Linked DNA regions of Homo sapiens: region 2 is linked to region 1. A link is a loop called in an ENCODE intact Hi-C map of the cell type or tissue named here. Cell type or tissue: uterus. All regions are shown on one strand. Each heading gives the region's core, and the rest is flanking DNA. Links, peaks and the distances in the headings are about the cores only. Region 1 has its middle 48 kb from the start of CD36. Region 2 holds the start of CACNA2D1-AS1 (CACNA2D1 antisense RNA 1).

Region 1 (10,593 bases), core at 882-8,881:
TTCTCATTGGTTTCAAAGAACTTATCTATATCTGCCTTAATTTTGTTATTTACCCAGTAGTCATTAAGGAGCAGGTTGTTCAGGTTCCATGTAATTGTGCGATTTTTGAGTGAGTTTCTTAATCCTGAGTTCTAATTTGATTGCACTGTGGTCTGAGAGACTGTTTGTTATGATTTCTGTTCTCTTGCATTTGCTGAGGAGTGTATTACTTCCAATTATGTGGTCAATTTTAGAATAAGTGGAATGTGGTGCTGAGGAGAATGTATATTCTGTTGATTTTGGGTGGAGAGTTTCATAGATGTCTATCAGGTCCTCTTAGTCCAGAGCTGAGTTCAAGTCCTGAATATCCTTGTCAATTTTCTTTCTTGTTGATCTGTCTAATATTGACAGTGGAGTGTTAAAGTCTCCCTATTATTGTGTGGGAGTCTAATGTAGGTCTCTAAGAACTTGCTTTGTGAATCTGGGTGCTCCCGTATTGGGTGCATATATATTTAGGATAGTTAGCTCTTCTTGTTGAATCGTTCCCTTTACCATTATGTAATGGCCTTCTTTGTCTCTTTTCATCTTTGTTGGCTTACAGTCTGTTTTATCAGAGACTAGGATCGCAACCCCTGCTTTTTCTTTGCTTTCCATTTGCTTGGTAAATATTCCTCTATCCCTTAATTTTGAGCCTATGTGTGTCTTTGCACATAAGATGGGTCTCCTCAATACAGCACACTGATGGGTCTTGACTCTTTATCCAATTTGCCAGTCTGTGTCTTAATTGGGGCATTTAGCCCATTTACCTTTAAGGTTAATATTCTTATGTGTGAATCTGATCCTGTCATTATGATGCTAGCTGGTTATTTTGTCCATTAGTTGATGCAGTTTCTTCATAGTGTTGATGGTATTTACAATTTGGCATGTTTTTGCAGTGGCTGGTACCAGTTTTTCCTTTCCATGTTTACTGCTTCCTTCAGGAGCTTTTGTAAGGCAGCCCTGGTGGTGACAAGATCTCTCATATTTGCTTATCTGTCAAGGATTTTATTTCTCCTTCACTTATGAAACATAGTTTGGCTGTATATGAAATTCAGGGTTGAAAATGCTTTAAGAATGTAGAATATTGGCCCCCACTCTCTTCTGGCTTGTAGGGTTTCTGCAGAGATATCCACTGTTAGTCTGATGGGCTTCCCTTTGTGGGTAACCCAACCTTTCTCTCTTGCTGCCCTTAACATTTTTTCCTTCATTTCAACCTTGGTGAATCTGATGATTATGTGTCTTGGGGTTGCTATTCTCGAGGAGTATCTTTGTGGTGTTCTCTGTATTTCCTGAATTTGAATGTTGGCCTGTCTTGCTAGGTTGGGGAAGTACTCCTGGATAATACCCTGAAGAGTGTTTTCCAACTTGATTCCATTCTCCCTGTCACTTTCAGGTATACCACTCAAATGTAGGTTTGGTCTTTTCACACAGTCCCATATTTCTGGGAGGCTTTGTTCATTCCTTTTCATTCTTTTTTCTCTAATCTTGTCTTCACACTTTATTTCATTAAGTTGGTCTTCCATCTCTGATATCCTTTCTTCCACTTGATTGATTCAGCTATTGATACTTGCGTATGCTTCACGAAGTTCTCGTGCTGTGTTTTTCAGCTCCATCGGGTCATTTATGTTCTTCTCTAAACTGGTTATTCTAGTTAGCAATTCCTCTAACCTTTTTTCATGGTTCTTAGCTTCCTTGCACTGGGTTAGAATATGCTCCTTTAGCTCGGAGGAGTTTGTTATTAACCACCTCTGAAGCCTACTTCTGTCCCTTCATTAAACCCATTCTCTGTCCAGTTTTGTTCCCTTGCTGGTGAGGAGATGTGATCCTTTGTAGGAGAAAAGGCATTCTGGTTTTTGGAATTTTTGCCTTTTTGCGCTGGTTTTTCCTCATCTTTGTGGATTTATCTACCTTTGGTCTTTGATGTTGGTGACCTTTGAATTGGGTTTCTGAGTGGATATCCTTTTTGTTGATGTTGATGCTATTCCTTTCTGTTTGTTAGTTTTCCATCTAACAGGCCCTTCTGCTGCAGGTCTGCTGGAGTTTGCTGGAGGTCCACTCCAGACCCTGTTTGCCTGGGTGTCACCAGCAGAGGCTGCAGAATAGCAAAGATTGCTGCTTGTTCCTTCCTCTGGAAGCTTCATCCCAGAGGGGCACCCTGCAGATGCCAGCCAGAGCTCTCCTTTATGAGATGTCTGTCAACCCCTGCTGGGAGGCATGTCCCAGTCAGGATACATGGAGGGTCAGGGAACCACTTGAGGAGGCAGTCTGTCCCTTAGCAGAGCTTGAATGCTGTGCTGGGAGATCTGCTGCTCTCTTCAGTGCTGGCAGGCAGGGACATTTAAGTCTGCTGAAGCTACCCCTTCCCCCAGGTGCTCTGTCCCAGGGAGATGGGGGTGCTGCCTTTTTTTCAAAGATGCCCTGCCCAGAGAGGAGGAATCTGGAGAGGCACTCTGGCTACAGCGGCTTTACTAAGTTGTGGTGGGGTCCACCCCATTCGAACTTCCAGGCATCTTTGTTTATACTGTAAGGGGAAAACTGCCTATTGAAGCCTCAATAATGGTGGACACCCCTCCTCCCACCAAGTTCCAACATCCCAGCTCAACTTCAGACTGCTATGCTGGCAGCGAGAATTTCAAGCTAGTGGATCTTAGCTTGCTGAGATTCATGGGGATGGGATCTGCCCAGCTAGACCACTTGGCTCCCTGGTTTCAGCCCCTTTTCCAGTGGAGTGAACGGTTCTGTCTTGCTTCTGTTCCAGGCACCACTGGGGTATGAAAAAAGACTCCTGCAGCTAGCTCGGTGTCTGCCCAAATGGCCGCCCAGTTTTGTGCTTGAAACCCAGGGCCCTGGTGGTGTAGGCACCTGAAGGAATCTCCTGCTTTGTGGGTTGTGAAGGCCATGGGAAAAGTGTAGTATCTGGGCCAGAGTGTACTGTTCCTCATGGCACAGTCCCTCATGACTTCCCTTGGCTAAGGGAGGGAGTTCCCTGACCCCTTGTGCTTCCTGGGTGAGACAATGCCCCACCCTGCTTTGGTTCGCCTTCTGTGGGCTGCACCCACTGTCTAACCAGTCCCAATGAGATTAGCCAGTTACCTCAGTTGGAATGCAGAAATTACCCACCTTCTGTGTTGATCTTGCTGAGAGCCGCAGACAGAGCTGTTCCTACTTGGCCATCTTGCCAAAGTGCCCGATTTGATACTTTTCTATTGCTGCTTTTAGAATTCTCTTTGTAATTCACTGTTGACAGTTTGATTATAATGCATCTCAGGACAGCTTTGTATTGAATCTATTCAAGCACCTTTGAGTTTCATGGATCCGGTTGCCCTATCTCTCCTAAGACGGAAAGTTTTCAGCAATTATTTCATTAAATAATCTGACTGTCCTTTTCTTTAACTGTTCTGCTTCTTGAAATCCTGTAATATGAATATGTGTTTGCTTAATGGTGTTCTGTAATTCCCATAGGTGTCTTTACTCTTTTTCATTTTTTCCTTTTTTCTGACTCATTTCGAAACTGAAGAAAATCCTTCTTCTCATATCTCATGTCTCAAATGTGTGACCTAGCGGTGCCCTCTACACAGTCACTCAAGAAGCCAAGCTGATGGCAGTCTGTGATCTCTTCTGTACTGTCAGTTATTGCAACAGTTGACAAAGATGTGAAAGCTCTTCAATGCTCCTGATGTTCATTGCCTGATACTTCCATCCACATGAAACTGGCCAGAATTTATAGCATTATTCTTTTTAATTGTAGGGGTCTGAAATATGCAGGGGGCAGAAAAGATGTTTAAGGACAACCGCTGTCTCTGCAACAGCCAACAGTCCTACTTAAATTCTTTTTATGAGCAAAGTTTTCATGGCATTAACAGATGACTCCTGTAAGTAATGATAGATTAACACCAACATTTTAAGATGTTGAGTAAAATTTGCCAGAGAATGAAGTATTGAATATAAAGAAAGATTAAATAGTAAGATATCTGACATATAAGAGTGAGAGAAGAATCTTAGAATAGTATAGCAGACAATTAAAGGAAAGTTTGGTGTTCTGTTTACAAAGAGTATCTGTGTAGTCCAGAAATGTATCATGTGGTACACAAAGATAAAACAATGCAGTCAATACTATGGTCAGATGATTAAGGTAAGCATGTCAGTGAAAGCCACGGAATAGGGAACACCATCAGCATTTCAAATATTGGGTATTTTATATGTACCCTTATTGGCATAGGTACTTTATAATCATGCATCGAATAAATGTGTGGCTATCTTACAGTGATTAAAAAGAGAAGTCAGGAAATAGAAGCAAGAAAAATAGTAACAGCAAGACTGTTCTTTTAAAAAATGTACCCTGCCTTCCTAAGCAATTATTCTTAAGGAAAAGGAATCCATGGTCATAAAACTTTACTAAACACTGAACATTAACTTTTCCTCTTAGATATTTATAATACAGTAAAGGCGCTGAGAAGCCTTCTAAGAAGACATCAATTTAATGTTGTTAACTGAATTTACTAAACTTTTTTCATAAATCTAGAAAGGGCAAAAAAATTAACCTTTAATGAAATATCACACCTGGAATACTGTTGGAAAAGACAGTTGTCCCTGGGCTTATTTTCCTACATGTCTTGCTGGGTATGCCCATAAAGGAAGGTCCTAATTTCTCCTTGCATGGGCCTACTCTTAGGTATATGTTTCTAGTGACAAGCTAGGAGGGATGAAGCAATGTCTTAGCCCTACTCTTAAACAAGAGGATGGTTTGCTTACTGCTTTTTCTCAAAGTGGTGGATTTTGGAACCTCAGTGTTCCTCAGCTGTGATACAAACCCACAAGGTGTGGAGCATCCACCTGGGCCCTATTGCACAGCCCCTGCAAGACTTAAAGTGGGGGCAACTGATGGAAAAGACTCTGATACTCATGTTTTTATTGTGCTGTAAATAACAAAGTCTTCTGTTTTTGTCCCGGGATTATCATGTGTATTCTGCCAACATCCATGACACAGTGCAGACTAACTTATTAGTAGGGTAAATTCAAATCCGGGACATCCATTATCATCACAACATGGTAGTATTCAATATTCACCACTTTCCTGAAGATTGAGCACTATGAGCAATTTTTCTAGGGCTACTGATTTGGGGAAAGGAGAAATGTGGGTTATTAAGCAATCAATTCATAGTCGCTATGATTCATCAAAGTTGCATGGTCTTAACATTTGAGTGCTTACTCTATTTCATTCACTGTTAGAAGCACTTTAAATGCATTAACTAATTTAATCCTCAAAGCCACTCTGTAATGAAGGTGCTAGTATCTTCATTTTACAGAGGAAGAAACTAAGACACCAGAGGGGTTAACTTTCTCAAAAGTACATAGTGAGGTGTGGGCCTGGAATTCAAACCCAGCCACAAGAAATATATTTGTATCCATCACACTAAGAAAAAAGAAATGTAACCTAGGGATTTTATATTTAGTCAATGTAGAAACCAGAACAATTATTATAGATGTAATAATAAAAGACCTAATTGAGGAAGCATTTTTTAAAATACAAAAACCTAAATTTGCAAATGTCTTCCTATAAAAAGAGAAGTAAATCAAAATTTTAAGTGTCCAAGAAGTATATAGAATATCTGAGGAGATGGCAGTGCCCTGCCAATTCAAGATTTAAACAGTCCTTTTTATTATTATTATTATTATTATTATTATTATACTTTTAGTTCCAGGTTACATGTGCAGTGTGCACATGTTTGTTACATATGTATACATGTGCCATGTTGTTGTGCTGCACCCATTAACTCATCATTTACATTAGGTATTTCTCCTAATGTTATCCCTCCCCCATGCCCCCACCCCACGACAGGTCCCAGTGTGTGATGTTCCCTACCCTCTGTCCAAGTGTTCTCATTATTCAGTTCCCACCTATGAGTGAGAACATGCAGTGTCTGGTTTTCTGTCCTTGCGGTAGTTTGCTCAGAATAATGGTTTCCAGTTTCATCCATGTCCCTACAAAGGACATGAACTCATCATTTTTTATGGCTGCATAGTATTCCACGGTGTATATGTGCCACATTTTCTTAATCCAGTCTATCATTGAGGGACATTTGGGTTGGTTCCAGGTCTTTGCTATTGTGAATAGTGCCGCAATAAACATACGTGTGCATGTGTCTTTATAGCAGCATGATTTATAATCCTTTGAGTATATACCCAGTAATGAGATGGCTGAGTCAAATGGTATTTCTAGTTCTAGATCCTTGAGGATTCGCCACACTGTCTTCCACAATGGTTGAACTAGTTTACATTCCCACCAACAGTGTAAAAGTGTTCCTATTTCTCCACATCCTCTCCAGCATCTGTTATTTCCTGACTTTTTAATGATCTCCATTCTAACTGGTGTGAGATAGTATCTCATTGTGGTTTTGATTTGCATTTCTCTGATGGCCAGTGATGATGAGCATTTATTCATGTGTCTGTTGGCTGTGTAAATGTCTTCTTTTGAGAAGTGTCTGTTCATATCCTCTGCCCACTTTTTGATGGGGTTGTTTGATTTTTTCTTGTAAATTTGTTTAAGTTCTTTGTAGATTCTGGATATTAGCCCTTTGTCAGATGGGTAGATTGCAAAAATTTTCTCCCATTCTGTAGGTTGCCTCTTCACTCTGATGGTAGTTTCTTGTTCCATGCAGAAGCTCTTTAGTTTAATTAGATCTCATGTTTCTATTTTGGCTTTTGTTGCCATCGCTTTTGGTGTTTTAATTCAACAGCCCTTCATGCTAAAAACTCTCAATAAACTAGGTATTGATGGGATGTATTTAAAAATAATAAGAGCTATTTATGAAAAACCCACAGCCAATATCATACTGAATGGGCAAAAACTGGAAGCATTCCCTTTTAAAACTGGCACAAGACAGCGATGCCCTCTCTCACCACTCCTATTCAACATAGTGTTGGAAGTTCTGGCCAGGGCAATCAGGCAGGAGAAGGAAATAAAGGGTATTCAATTAGGAAAAGAGGAAGTCAAATTGTCCCTGTTTGCAGGTGACATGATAGTATACTTAGAAAACCCCATCGTCTCAGCCCAAAATCTCCTTAAGCTGATAAACAACTTCAGCAAAGTCTCAGGATACAAAATCAATGTGCAAAAATCACAAGCATTCCTATACACCAATAACAGACAAAGAGAGAGCCAAATCATGAGGGAATTCCCATTCACAATTGCTTCCAAGAGAATAAAATACCTAGGAATCCAACTTACAAGGGATGTGAAGGACCTCTTCAAGGAGAGCCACAAACCACTGCTCAACGAAATAAAAGAGGACACAAACAAATGGAATAACATTCCATGCTCATGTATAGGAAGAATCAACATCGTGAAAATGACCATACTGCCAAGGTAATTTATAGATTCAATGCCATCCAGATCAAGCTACCAATGACTTTCTTCACAGAATTGGAAAAAACTACTTTAAAGTTCATATGGAACCAAAAAAGAGCCCACATTGCCAAGACAATCCTAAGCCAAGACAACAAAGCTGGAGGCATCACACTACCTGACTTCAAACTATACTACAAGGCTACAGTAACCAAAACAGTGTGGTACTGGTACCAAAACAGATATATAGACCAATGGAACAGAACAGAGCCCTCAGAAATAATACCACACATCTACAACCATCTGATCTTTGACAAACCTGATGAAAACAAGAAATGTGGAAAGGATTCCCTATTTAATAAATGGTGCTGGGAAAACTGGCTAGGCATATGTAGAAAGCTGAAAGGATCCCTTCCTTACACCTTATACAAAAATTAATTCAAGATGGATTAAAGACTTAAATGTTAGACCTAAAACCATAAAAACCCTAGAAGAAAAGCTAGGCAATTCCATGCAGGACATAGCCATGGGCAAGGACTTCATGACTGAAACAGTTCTTAATCATTGAGATAATATTAAGCAGAATAGCTTCATTTGGATGGTAACCTGGACTTTAATCCCCAAAAGTGAAGAGTTCCATTTCTGACATGGCAAGGAAATTCAATCAACTAAAGAACATCTGTTTTTTAGTAGCCCCAATTCTGAATGGCATATCCTTTATATAGCTATGATTGGCTAATACAATAGGAAAGTTTCAGACTAATCCAGTCACTCAAATAATTATCCATTGTATCAAAATCTACAAAGTTCCAGCACTTTCTGGTCTAGGAACCAACAAACTGTGTCTTGTGTGCCAAATACAGCTTATCATATATATCATATATATGTGTATATATACATATATATGTGTATATATACATATATGTATATATGTGTGTATATATACATATATATGTATATATGTGTGTATATATACATATATATGTATATATGTGTGTATATATACATATATATGTCTATATGTGCGTATATGTGTGTATATATGTATATATGTATGTATATATGTATATATACATACATATATGTATATATACACACATATAATATATACATATTTATACACACATGCACATATATAAATACACATATATACATATATACACACATATATGTATATATACATATATACATATATACACATATGTATATATACATATATACATATATACACATATGTATATATACACATATGTATATATACACATACACATATGTATATATACACATACACATATGTATATATACACATACACATATGTATATATACACATACACATATGTATATATACACATACATGTATATATACACATATATGTATATATACACATACACATGTATACACATACACATATATGTATATATACACATACACATATATACACATATACACATATACACATATATACACATATACACATATATAAGTATATATACACATATACACATATACGTATATATACACATATATACACATATACGTATATATACACATAATACACATATACGTATAAATACACATATATACACATATACGTATATATACGTATATACACATATATACACGTATACGTATATACACATATATACACGTATACGTATATATACACATATATACACATATATACACATATACGTACATATACGTATATATACACCTGTGTACATACACGTATATACACGTATATATACACGTATGTGTACATACACATATATACACGTGTATATATACACGTATGTGTACATACACGTGTATACACGTATATATACACGTATGTGTTCATACACGTATATACACGTATATATACACGTATGTGTATATACACATATATATATAAAGATTTATTGGAACACAGCCATGACCATTTGTTATATATTGTCCGTGGCTATATTTTTTTGTGCCACAATGACAGTGCCAAGTAGTTGTCACAGAGCCTGTATGGCCTATACAGCCTAAAATATTTTCTATTTGGTCCTTTACAGAAAATTTGCCAATAACTGTTTTCTTGCTTAGTTACATTTTTATCAGATAAATATTTTATTCAACGTGTGTATTAAACTGAGTCAAATGTAGCTTTAATGTTTAGAAGTGAACCCTACTATTAATACATATTGAACTTACAGAGTTTTTGTTACTAGACAGTTCTACAGTCTGGCAATGAATGATAATAGTTGACTATAAAAGTTTAACTCATCTAATGGTATCAATGTTTAAACCCTCACATCAATTCGCCCATTTCATAATTACCTTTAGAGACTTCCCTTCCCATAAGGACTATAGATTTTCTCTATTACATTTCCCAAGACAGACCTTGCTAATTCTTTTGGCCTTTTGTCCACACAGATCTTAGACCTGTCTATGCATAATTCTTAACCAATTCAAGACTTTTTCAACTAAATGATTTCAAGCAATTATCAAATGATTGGTAAAAGAAATGTATTTGCCATTCAGGTCTTAGACTGCATATGATATTTATAATTCATTATTTAGTTAGCAAGCCTGCTGAACTTCATATTTTGCATGCTGAATTATTATAAACAAACCTTTTGTATTTAAACCCAACATGGAAACCATAGTGTTGCACTGTAAATTACTTAAAGGGAATGTTAGCCTCCAAGTACACTACCAGGCACTATCCGAGAGCTCTGTCCTAAAGGAACAAAAAAATTGTAGAACAATTCAAGATTATTAAATATCACAATTTATTGATCAACTTCAAATGCACAGTGAGAAGCTAGGGCAAAGAGAAAAGATAGATTTACAAGTTTAGGACAGAGTACTAAGGAGGGTAAAAGTCCCACTATATATGAATCCTGAAGTACACAATATTCATATGTTCTGTCTCTCTGTTGCATCAACTTTCTCTTTTAATGGTGGGGTTACTAAAACCAGATTTGGAGTATAAGCAAGGGAGTCCAAAATACAGAAGGGGACTGGTGTCAAAATTAATTCTTGTTATATTGGAGAGACACAGGGGAAAGTATACCTGGCCACAGCTGTAGAGAACCAGAGGCCTGCTGAACAGACATGTCTGTCATTTGTTTTATTCATATTGCCAGCAGGGGGACTAGTGGGACACCTCTTTGACCCATATAAATGTAGTATGTTATGTACAGTTAGTGGCTTAAGTATATTTGACAATTCCATCTCTTCCTGTGTTCAATAAATGCT
Region 2 (10,593 bases), core at 1,457-9,456, 1.3 Mb before region 1:
TAGAATATTTTTTCTCTGTAATTTTTATTTCAACACAGCATTCCTAGTTTTAACCACGACTTTTTTTTTTTTTCCCATAAACAGGAATATTTGGATGTTTTGGGAAGACCAATGGTTTTAGCAGGAGACAAAGCTAAGCAAGTCCAATGGACAAATGTGTACCTGGATGCATTGGTAAGAGGTTGAGCTATTCAGTCAAAGACTGTCATAACAAAAGCACACAGATGATTTCTACTTCTTTCTAGATGATGTCTCTGTTTTCCTTTTCATTAAACCCTCCCCAAAATTTCTTCTATCACAGACTTCTTTCCTAGAATTTATATAATTTACATAAAAACATAGACTCGTATGTAGTAGAAAACTACAAATGCAAAGTGTTAGCTTATTGTCTACTTGATCCCTTCATTGGGAATGTAGAATTTCCAACCTGGAATGTTGAATACATGGGCATTTCAATAAGTTTTTTAATTGTTAATGTAAAAAAAAAGATGAAAGTCTTTGTGAATTAGAATCTATTTTTGCAGAGTTAGAACAATAATTTTGAAGAAAGTATTTTTAAAGTAGAGGAGCTAGTAGAAGCATGTCTAGCCTCCACAGCTATAGCTGGATCTGCTAAAACTCAGGAGTACATGCGATTAGATAGGCAAAAACTTTACCTTATACTGAAATCATCACAAACTTCTTCATGTATTAATATAATCTTTTGTGCTAGATTCAACCTCATACTTTTTATGGAAATACGTCATTGAGGCGATCAAATCTGGTGTGAAATAACAAACACATGTTAAATTGTCCATCGCACAATTGACATTTTAGTAAAGATATGTCATTATATTTAAAAGCAGTGGTTCTCAACAAGGGGGTCTTTTTGCCCCTCACAGTTCATTTGGAAAAAATCTGCATTTTTGATTGTCATGGCTTGAGGGGAGGGGTTGCTACTGGCATCTAGAGCAAGCTTGTCCAACCTGTGGTCCAGGATGGCTTTGAATGCAGCCCAACATAAACTTGTACACTTTCTTAAAACATTATGTTATTTTTTGCTTTTTTAAAAATCTCAACTATTGTTAGTATTAGTGTATTTTAGGTGTGGCCCAAGACAATTCATCTTCTCTCAGTGTGGCCCAGAGAAGCCAAAAGATTGGACACCCCTGAGTGGACAGAGGCCAGGCACGCTGTTAAACAATCCTGTAATGCAGAGGAAAATGCCTACCACACACAACAAAGTATTTTCCCTCCAAAAATGTCAATAGGGCCAAAGTTGAAAATCTTTTAAATGTAATTTTTACTTTCCTGACATGAAAGTTATAAATAATAATCATCGCACTTAAGCTTTATTCTTATGTTTAGTCTTAATGAGAAGAACTTATGAATAATTTACTAAAATAATATATTTGGAGAGAATCAAAATAATAAGACCTGAAAATAAATGCTGATTCAGTAACCCTTTTCCCTACTTGGAGTTCAGTGATATGTTCTTACTACTTTTCCAAATGTAATGATGAACCCATAGGGCAAAATGCAGTCCATTTAGAATTACTTATCATTTGGTTTTTAGAAAATAAACATATACAGGAAGTTAGAAGAAAAATAGGCACTATTAACAGCAGCCTTGCACGCTAAGGAAGATAAAATGAAGCTTGCTTACCTCAAGCCCTAGCTTAAAATTACTGTCCAGTGTTCCTTTTAGACATCACATATTTACTTAAGGTCACATAGTGATCCAAAGCTGTGGTCAAAATGTTGCACTTTTCAAATCCATCACAGGACAGTGTATGATAGGAGGAGTCAATAATTATGCCCTGTTGTGTTTCCTTTGACTGGAAGTTCATTAGCCAGCATGTCTGCATTGCTGGTAAGGTTCTTACTGATAGCACAAATGACATTAGGAGGAAATGTTGGTTCTAAATGTGCTGTGCTATAAGCTGAAACTGAATGTAAAAAAAAAAAAAAAAGGAACACGTGAATTTGCTATTCATTGGACACATATAGCGTTATTTTTACTGTTTTGAAGATGATAAAGTGATCCTCATATATTCCTAGTTATTTGTTTATAATCTCTCCACACAGCAGATTAAAAATATATGTTGGTCAAAAATAAACAGTTATATTAAAAAGGAAAAGGTAAATATATTTCAAAACGAAATATAATGGATATAATGAGAAAAAGAATTCTGACTTCAAAATGAAGCCAATATTGGGGGCAAAGTGGGTTGTGGTTAAGAAAATGGAGACATTTTAGCTGATATTAGTGTAAGATTTTTGCAATTGGTGGTGAAAAGTGAAACCATAAAAATGGGGTATAGCATAAAAGTTGGGGAAGCACTGAGTATATCAAAAAAATGATACCTTGGTCATTTTTGGTAATAAGGGGAGATTAGGACAATATTGTGGAGAGTTCATTTTAATTAGGAGACAAAGTGAAGCTCTTTATAAAAAGAGATATGACAAGAGTTGGGCTCTAGAAAATATTTTTAAAATTCCAGGGTAGAGAAATCTTGTTTTATTTCTCTCTTATTTTCTAGAGACATGTGCAGTACTCAGGAGTAGAGTACAAGTTTTTGGTCTGCTTAGTAAATGAGAAAAAAATTCAAGTTGGGCCCAAATGAGTTCATTCATAATTATCTTTAATATGTTAGTAATCTAGTAACTCACTTTAGGCTACATTTTACCATTTTTAGAAGCAAATTATGGTATGCAGTATAAATGCAAAAGTAATGCAAAGGAAATGATTACATCCATATCTACCTTGTCTTAAACCATGGTAGCATTTTTAAAACCATGCATATAGATTATAGCTCTAACAGACACTTCACCAAATCCTTACTAAATTATCTTTTGGATACCAGTTTTACGAATTAATCTATAGCCTGACTTTATTGAGGTGGGAGGTTTTCATTGGAAGCATTAATTTATATAATTAAGGATGTTTCATTGTCTAATGTTCTTGGTTAGGACTTTATAAGCGCCAACATGTGTCTATCACTGTATGAGTCTGTTCTCACACTGCTGTGAAGAAATCCCCAAGACTGAGTACTTTATAAAGAAAAAAGGTTTAATTGACTCACAGTTCCATGTGGCTGGGGAGGCCTCAGGAAACTTAAAATCATGGCGGAAAGCATCTCTTCGCCAGGCAGCAGGAGAGAGAATAAGTGTTGAGCGAAGGGGAAAGCCACTTAAAAACCATCAGACCTCGTGAGAAATTACTCACTATCACGAGAATAACATGGGGGAAACCGTACCATGGTTCAATTACCTCTGGATCTCTCCCACAACACGTGGGGATTATGGGAACTACAACTGAAGATGAGATTTGTGTGGGAACACAGCCAAACCATATCAATCATCATGCACCCAAATATGTATGGTTGTTTCCTTAGTTTTATTTGCTGCAAATAATTTGGTATTTTGGTCTTCTGGAAGCTTCTCTATTATTGTCTCTCCTCCCTAATTCATTCATATTCCCATTGAATTTGGGCCTCCTATGTGCACAATTATGAACCACAACCTGATACCACAACATTTGCTCCCTGATATTAATAAATATTTTTAATGTTCTAGTGAATAATTATTCCAAATCCAACTTTATGAACTCGGTTCTGATTCCAGAACTCTGTTCTGAGTTCTTGAGATTTGGATTTGGAATCACTATTCGTGAGAAGATTAATAATAATTTCTCATTTAGCAAATTCAAAATTTCAAACAATAAAAATTATTTTAAAGAGTGATTTTGTTAAATGTAGTTTTGACATGAAATGGTTAAAATTATAATGGATATAGATGTCAGTAACAAAAGCAAACTCTGACTTGAAAATCAGTTTATTTTGACTAATCTGTATGGATTCATTTAATGTATTAAATTATGTGCTGATTAATAGGATGGCATTAGTTCTACTATGTTAAACTCTTCAGACTAGACTTTTATATTTGATGCTTGCAGTTGTCTTTTCTTCATAATTTTACTTGTCAAAAAGTACTGCTTATTTTGGGGTCTACTTAGAAAAGTAGTACTGCTTCTGAAGAGCGTAACATTTACTTAGAATATCCCAGATATGCAGTATCAATAGAATGTTTCTTTTATTTATCATGTTATTCAACTGCACATTTTTCATTTAGCATGAAGTCTTTGGCTTAGGGCATAAAAAATAAAGAATAAGGCTACAAAAAGGGAAGCTAAATAATCACTTAAAATAATATTTTATTATCACTCTGCTTATGGAGGCCCTGATATTAGGTGAACTATCACTATGAAAAAGGGGGAGGACACAGGGTTACTGAAATGCATACAGGCTGTTGACTATTTGTGTAAGCTGATTATTTTTGAAGTTATCTTAGAGGATTATTTTAAATGTTGCATGCTTCAGTAGGTGCCTAGTAGGTCCTAATTATTTCCAAGATATTTTCCTTGATATTTTAAAAATAAATTTTAATAGATATTCAAAATGAGTTACTAGTTTTTGTGGCTCTTTATAAAGTAACTATAAAATGCAATCTCAGATATCAAAGGTTAGTGCACTCTGACAAAGCTTAAATTGTAATTTTAATTTGCCCTTTCTCTCTGAATCTATTTTTAGGAACTGGGACTTGTCATTACTGGAACTCTTCCGGTCTTCAACATAACCGGCCAATTTGAAAATAAGACAAACTTAAAGGTTAAAAGTTAATTGATAAAATTAATAATAATAAATGACAAACTGTGACGTTGAAGCTCAACATGGATAAGATATTTCCATAAGAAAATACATGCAGTGTAATTGTCTTGTGAGGCCAGAGGTCAAAGGCAACAGCTGCCTATGCGATAACCACCTGGGAAAAAGGAAATGCAGGTCAAACTCTCTGTTGCCCTAGAGCCAAGATTCAACTTAACTCCACTTAACTATGACCTGATGAGAACACAGAGTCAGACTCTGGGAGTAATTATATGATAAATGGACAGTAATATTGTGTGCACATTTTAAGAATCCATCTGAGCTATTAATGGAGTTTAGAAAGAAAAATCCAAAGACCAAAAGCATGGCGATGTTTGTATCAGGTGTACATTGGTATATTAAATCATTCCTCCCCAACTCCCAAACAATAGCTTTTTAAAAATTATCTTGTAACTTAAGGATCTGATTTAAATTAATATTTCTCTTTTTTTTTCTATTTTTAGGATACAGGAAGAATAATTTCATAGAATGCTTAATTTTTATAGCACTGGTTTTTTGTCAATGCAGTAAAATGCCTATTTAAAAGTTCTAAAAATTATTTATCTTGTACTTATTATTTGTTAAATGCTTTTGATTTTAAATAGGATTGCATTCCAATTTTTTAGCTTGATTCAGAAGGAATTTGAGATTTTGAAGTTAAGACTTTTTTAATACTAGAAACTGATTTTATAATGTAGGTGATATACTTGATTTGAGTAGATATTTATTTCCAGTTTATGGTTTCATGACGTCTGCTGCACTTAAGCATTGTTTGATCAGTTATTATATATCTCAGTTGAACTCCTTATGTTAATAAGGTGGCCATAGAAAACAGTTATTTCTCTTTGGGGGCCTATTACCATTCTTAACTATCTGCAGGTTCTAAATATTGTAACTCATAAAAGAGTAACTCTCACTTTCTCATACGTGTTCACAGATCTCACTGTGAACTAAGAGATTGCTTCAGTTGGGAAGTTTTTGCTCAGACTAGGATTGGTTCATGGAAAAGAGCATAGTTGTTGATACAACTTTCTTACTCTATCTGTGCCTACACAAGGTTTAAATGTTTTTGTAATTACTAGATTTTATAATTTTTTGCTTATTATTTTATAATTTATATAATTCCATTTGAAACAACAATTTTGGACCCAAAATTTTAAAACAATTTCCATCTTTATGTCCCATAGAAGATTATGATAGCAGTTTGCCACAAGCCTCCTCTACTTGCACCTAAAACTATGATGCCTGTTGCTTGGTATATAGAAGTTATTAGCAGTGACTAGAAATAGTGTTTTGAGGATTTTATCACCAATATGGTCACATACTTTTAGGATAGTTACATACACAGGAACTATCTGCAGCAAAAATCCAATGTGTTCTTATTCTATATTGTATAATCTTTAAGCTGGACATTCTTGTGGTTTCTTAATTATAGTAAACCATAAAGTCAATCTAAACTCACATATATAGACACACAGCTATAAGGGCTGACCGTACAATAGCAGTGAAAATAAATATTAGAAGAAAAGGGTACAAGAAGTGTCAAACATTTTTATTTATCCTTTATATATTTTAGCCTCAATTATCTAGATTTTCTTTGCTAAGTTAAATGATGATGATAAAGTTGTGGGAAACAAAGCTGAGAATCCTTGTAAATTGACACTGAGAGTGCTTCACCCTATATATACATTTAAACTAATGTGGAATATAACCATAATGCAAGCAAAAGATGATCATATGATAATTGTGTAAAAATACGTAAATTTTTGACATAAAATGCCATTTTTTGCCCTCTTATTATAGAACCAGCTGATTCTTGGTGTGATGGGAGTAGATGTGTCTTTGGAAGATATTAAAAGACTGACACCACGTTTTACAGTAAGATGAAATTTGCTCTTTTGATACCCTTTCTAGTTTAGAACTCTGTACTAACTTAGCTTGGCACTTAGGTAATTCTCAAAAATTATGGGCAGTTATCTTAGCAAAGGAACTAAATGGTTAAAAGCATCTCTAAAATAAAATGATTCCATGTTATCTTTCAACATGCTATACAATGTGTATTTAATACATTATGTATTTAAAAGAATATAGATTTCTAATTGTGACTCAGGCATATCCAAGCTTTTTTTTTTTTTTCTTTTCCAGCTGTGCCCCAATGGGTATTACTTTGCAATCGATCCTAATGGTTATGTTTTATTACATCCAAATCTTCAGCCAAAGGTCAGTATATAATTTGTTTACAGTGATTAGTGTTTTGTAGAATTAATGATTAATGTTCTTAATAGGATTGTTGTTTTAAAATTTACCGTATAACACTAAATATCAAAGTACAGTCTCTAATGCGTCTCTCTTCTTAGATGACAAGGACCACACATGATACTATATGAAAGTGTGAAAGCAGTTTTCATTTTCTGTTACCAATTTAGCTGCAACATTTTTATCTCAAAGACAGCCATTATCACCCACTGAGCCTCAATTTCATGCATCCCACTTCTGACTTTGATTTTAAGGCTGTAAGATAAAAAGGATATTGCTCCAGACAGGAGTGTGAACCTGATAAATATTAGTAATGTTTATTTATGTCCAGGCCACATTTTCTATTGCCCTTCTCTTCTAGTAATTAACTCTGCTTTCCATCTCCCAGAATGGTTTTCCTTTTACTTTAGGACAGGCCTGTAAACAGATGTAAGAGATTGTATAAGTAAAATCCATGTGATGGGCTTCAGAAATGGGAAGTATTTATTAATCAGCAAGTTAATCTGAAAGAGATAAAATGCCATCGATGAACCATATTATCCTAATTTTTATGCCTATTTTCTCAAGATACAAGATATTTTCACAAATTACCTTGTACAACTCATTTCACTCTTCATGAACTGTTTCACAGGGCATTAATAGCAAAATTTATTTAGACGTCTTATAATTGTAACTTTAGAAGCATCCTTTTAGTTATTGTTATACTTTGAAGATAATGTTGAAGATCCTTTAAACCATGCAGACTTATGCATACTACTACTTTCTCCCGAGTCATGGATAGTTAATGTTAGTCATATATTAGAATATATCACAAGTGTGTGAACATACTCACACAAAAACTTGTGTTATTTAAATATGGTTCAAATCCATAAGAGAACTATTGATATTGAATGCAAAAATACATTAAATGTAATATATTAATTATATATTTTAATACATTAAATAATATTACATTTTATAACTAATGTCTATTTTAGTTTATCTGACTTTGGAACGTATTTCCATATCAAATTCATCACATAATTATCTGTAGCACGTGTAGCTGTTGATCACCCTAGTTATGTTTAAATGTGTTGTTTTAATATAAATGTTGCATAAGTACTTTTTCATATTATTATTAAACTACCACAGCTCTTTAAAAGCATATCCTGTTAAATTCCTCTTAAAAGAGTAATTTATGTTTGGCTAATCATCCTATGATTTTGCTATAGCTTGAAAACTTTTTATATCTTAAATTTTTTTATAATTTTGAAGTATTATTGTTTGGGCTTTGTATATCCAGTGTATTTTCAATTAAATTCCCCTAACTAAAGTAATTCAAAAGGAATAAAAGTGTAATGTGGGCTGGGCGTGGCGGCTCATGCCTGTAATCCCAGCACTTTGGGAGGCCCAGGCGGGCAGATCACCTGAGGGCAGGAGTTGGAGACCAGCCTGGCCAACATGGTGAAACCCTGTCTCTACTAAAAATACAAAATTAGCCGGGTGTGGTGGCACATGCCTATAATCCCAGCTATTTGGGAGGCTGAGTCAGGGAGAATCTCTTGAACCCGGGAGGCGGAGGTTGCAGTGAGCCGAGACCACGCCATTGCACTCCAGCCTGGGCAACAAGAGCGAAACTCCATCTCAAAAAAAAAAAAAAAAAGTAATGTGATGAAGGGTGTGAAGGATCTCTACTTTTGTGATTATAAACCTTAACCCTTACCCAAAGGAACTAACATATATCATAGACAGAAGAATAAGTACAATAATGCATATATGATTTATATATATATATCTATATATCTATATATATAAATCTACCATCTAAGGGCTGTAACAATTTAGGCAGTTTTCATAGTGAAAGAGAAGTAATAATTTGAAGTTTTTTTCCTTTTCTACATTCTTCTACTAATAACCAGTATTTATGTAGAAAATATTACTATTTGAATGACATTAACCTATATTTGGCTCGTATTTGAAATAATTCACTAAAATTTATAATATTACAGAGAAAACAAATTCTTTAGCAACTTCATTAAAGCCCAATTGATATTTTTCTTCCATATTATAAATTAGCTTTGCATATCTTTATATTTGGATTTTATTAAAGCAAATATTAATATGTAACAGAAAGACATTTCCAAAAATACTATTTCAGAACACCATGAAAAAGAAATTATTCTGAACATCAATTTATTCTTTATTTCTGAAATTCATGCTTATGAATTCTCATCATTAATTCAGTAAATATTATGATTTCCATTTATGATTCCATTTAGTGGCTAAAGGAGCACGCTATACAGATTGATACAAGACCTCATAAAAGGATGATATAGTATAAGATAATTGCTTTAGAAATCAACAAATACAAAGGAACATATGGTAACAGTATACTAACAAAATCTTAATTATTTTATCAGAAATTCATTAATACAAGTGAAGAAAAATAATGCTATATCTATAGCAGCCATTATTATTTAACAAGGTGAAAGTCTAATGTTATGCAAGTATTCCTCTTTTTTTTTTTGTAGAAGATGAGTGTTCTTTAAAAGCCCCCAGAATATCATAAAATAGCTACGGACTTTTCACATATTTAATTTTTTAAGGATTCATAACATTTTCTCAGTGTGTACTTTTACCAGCATGACCACATTTTGACGTATGTTGAATTATGTATTCTGCTTTATTCCAAAATGGATTTTAACTTTCTTCCGTTTTGTGTCATTGAAGTAGCCAGGTTAGGTCTACTTAATTAGATATCTCATTTTGTTCAATTCTAAGAAATATGTATTGTATAGGAAATTGTGCATAATCTATGTTTGAGAAGTTAATATTTAAAATAAATCTACACTGTTATGGTTACATTCTCTATTAGTTTCATAGATATAACATTTGGTATCACTTCAGAAAACAAAGGCACAAATATGAAACGTTAAAACTTTTTAATATCGTACAATTTTCTTGGTTCATTCAGGCTGCTATAACAAAATACTATAGACTGGGTGGCTTATAAACAGAATTTAGTAACTCACAGTTCTGAAGACTGGGAAGTTCAAGATGAAGGCTTGGACAGATTGGTGTTCTGTAAGGGCTTGCCTCCCTCTAGACAGCCATCTTCTCACTCTAACCTCACATGGAGGAGAAGGGGTGAGACGTGTCTCTCTCTAGGGCGTCTTTTACAAGGGCACCAGTCCCATTCATGAGGGACCCACCAACCAAGACCTAATCACCTCCCAAAAGCCTTTGGATACCATCATCTCTGGAGATGAGGATTTCAACATATGAATTGAGGGATGGACATTAAAAATATTTATATTTGGGTCAATTTTTTGAGAAAATTGTTATTTCTCTCTCTCTCTCTCTCTTTTTTTTTTTTTTTTTTTTTTGTCAAATCAATGGAAAAGTAATCTGGGACAAACAACCATTTTTCCCACTTCCCAAATACGTACTTTTCTAGAAAAAGAAAAATAATAGTCATTTTTCTTAAAAATGTAACAGTTTGTATTCATTGAAGATATTTTTACATTCTTATTTTATTGACTCATGAACTCCATACCTACCAAATATTTTGAATTCTATCATTTAGACCTTTTTGCAATCAAGGAAATATCTGACGAAAATTGATTATAGGATAGAACCCGTACCTATGTTGACATGTACTATGATGAATTAC

The links. Hi-C counts contacts between places; a loop is a spot of excess contacts. Peaks named below come from ENCODE experiments on the same cell type or tissue, not always from the same donor. Only the 100,000 strongest peaks of a DNase experiment are listed, where the experiment ranks them.
Region 2: it touches region 1 in a loop (16-fold over the local background); 2 of 110 quality-filtered maps call a loop at or near these places.

Annotation. Positions count from the first base shown.
Region 1 is chr7:80,681,355-80,691,947 of GRCh38, reverse strand. No RefSeq gene overlaps it. Among named protein-coding and RNA genes, the nearest start is that of CD36, 48 kb to the right of the region's middle. In uterus, for the core only: no CTCF peak of the experiment used is centred there; no DNase peak of the experiment used is centred there.
Region 2 is chr7:82,001,735-82,012,327 of GRCh38, reverse strand. It overlaps CACNA2D1 (calcium voltage-gated channel auxiliary subunit alpha2delta 1), which reads left to right. Exons shown (of 39, transcript NM_000722.4): 15 at 85-174; 16 at 4,572-4,649; 17 at 6,489-6,563; 18 at 6,831-6,905. CACNA2D1-AS1 (CACNA2D1 antisense RNA 1) reads right to left here and starts at 3,151. Exons shown (of 4, transcript NR_110077.1): 1 at 3,066-3,151. In uterus, for the core only: no CTCF peak of the experiment used is centred there; no DNase peak of the experiment used is centred there.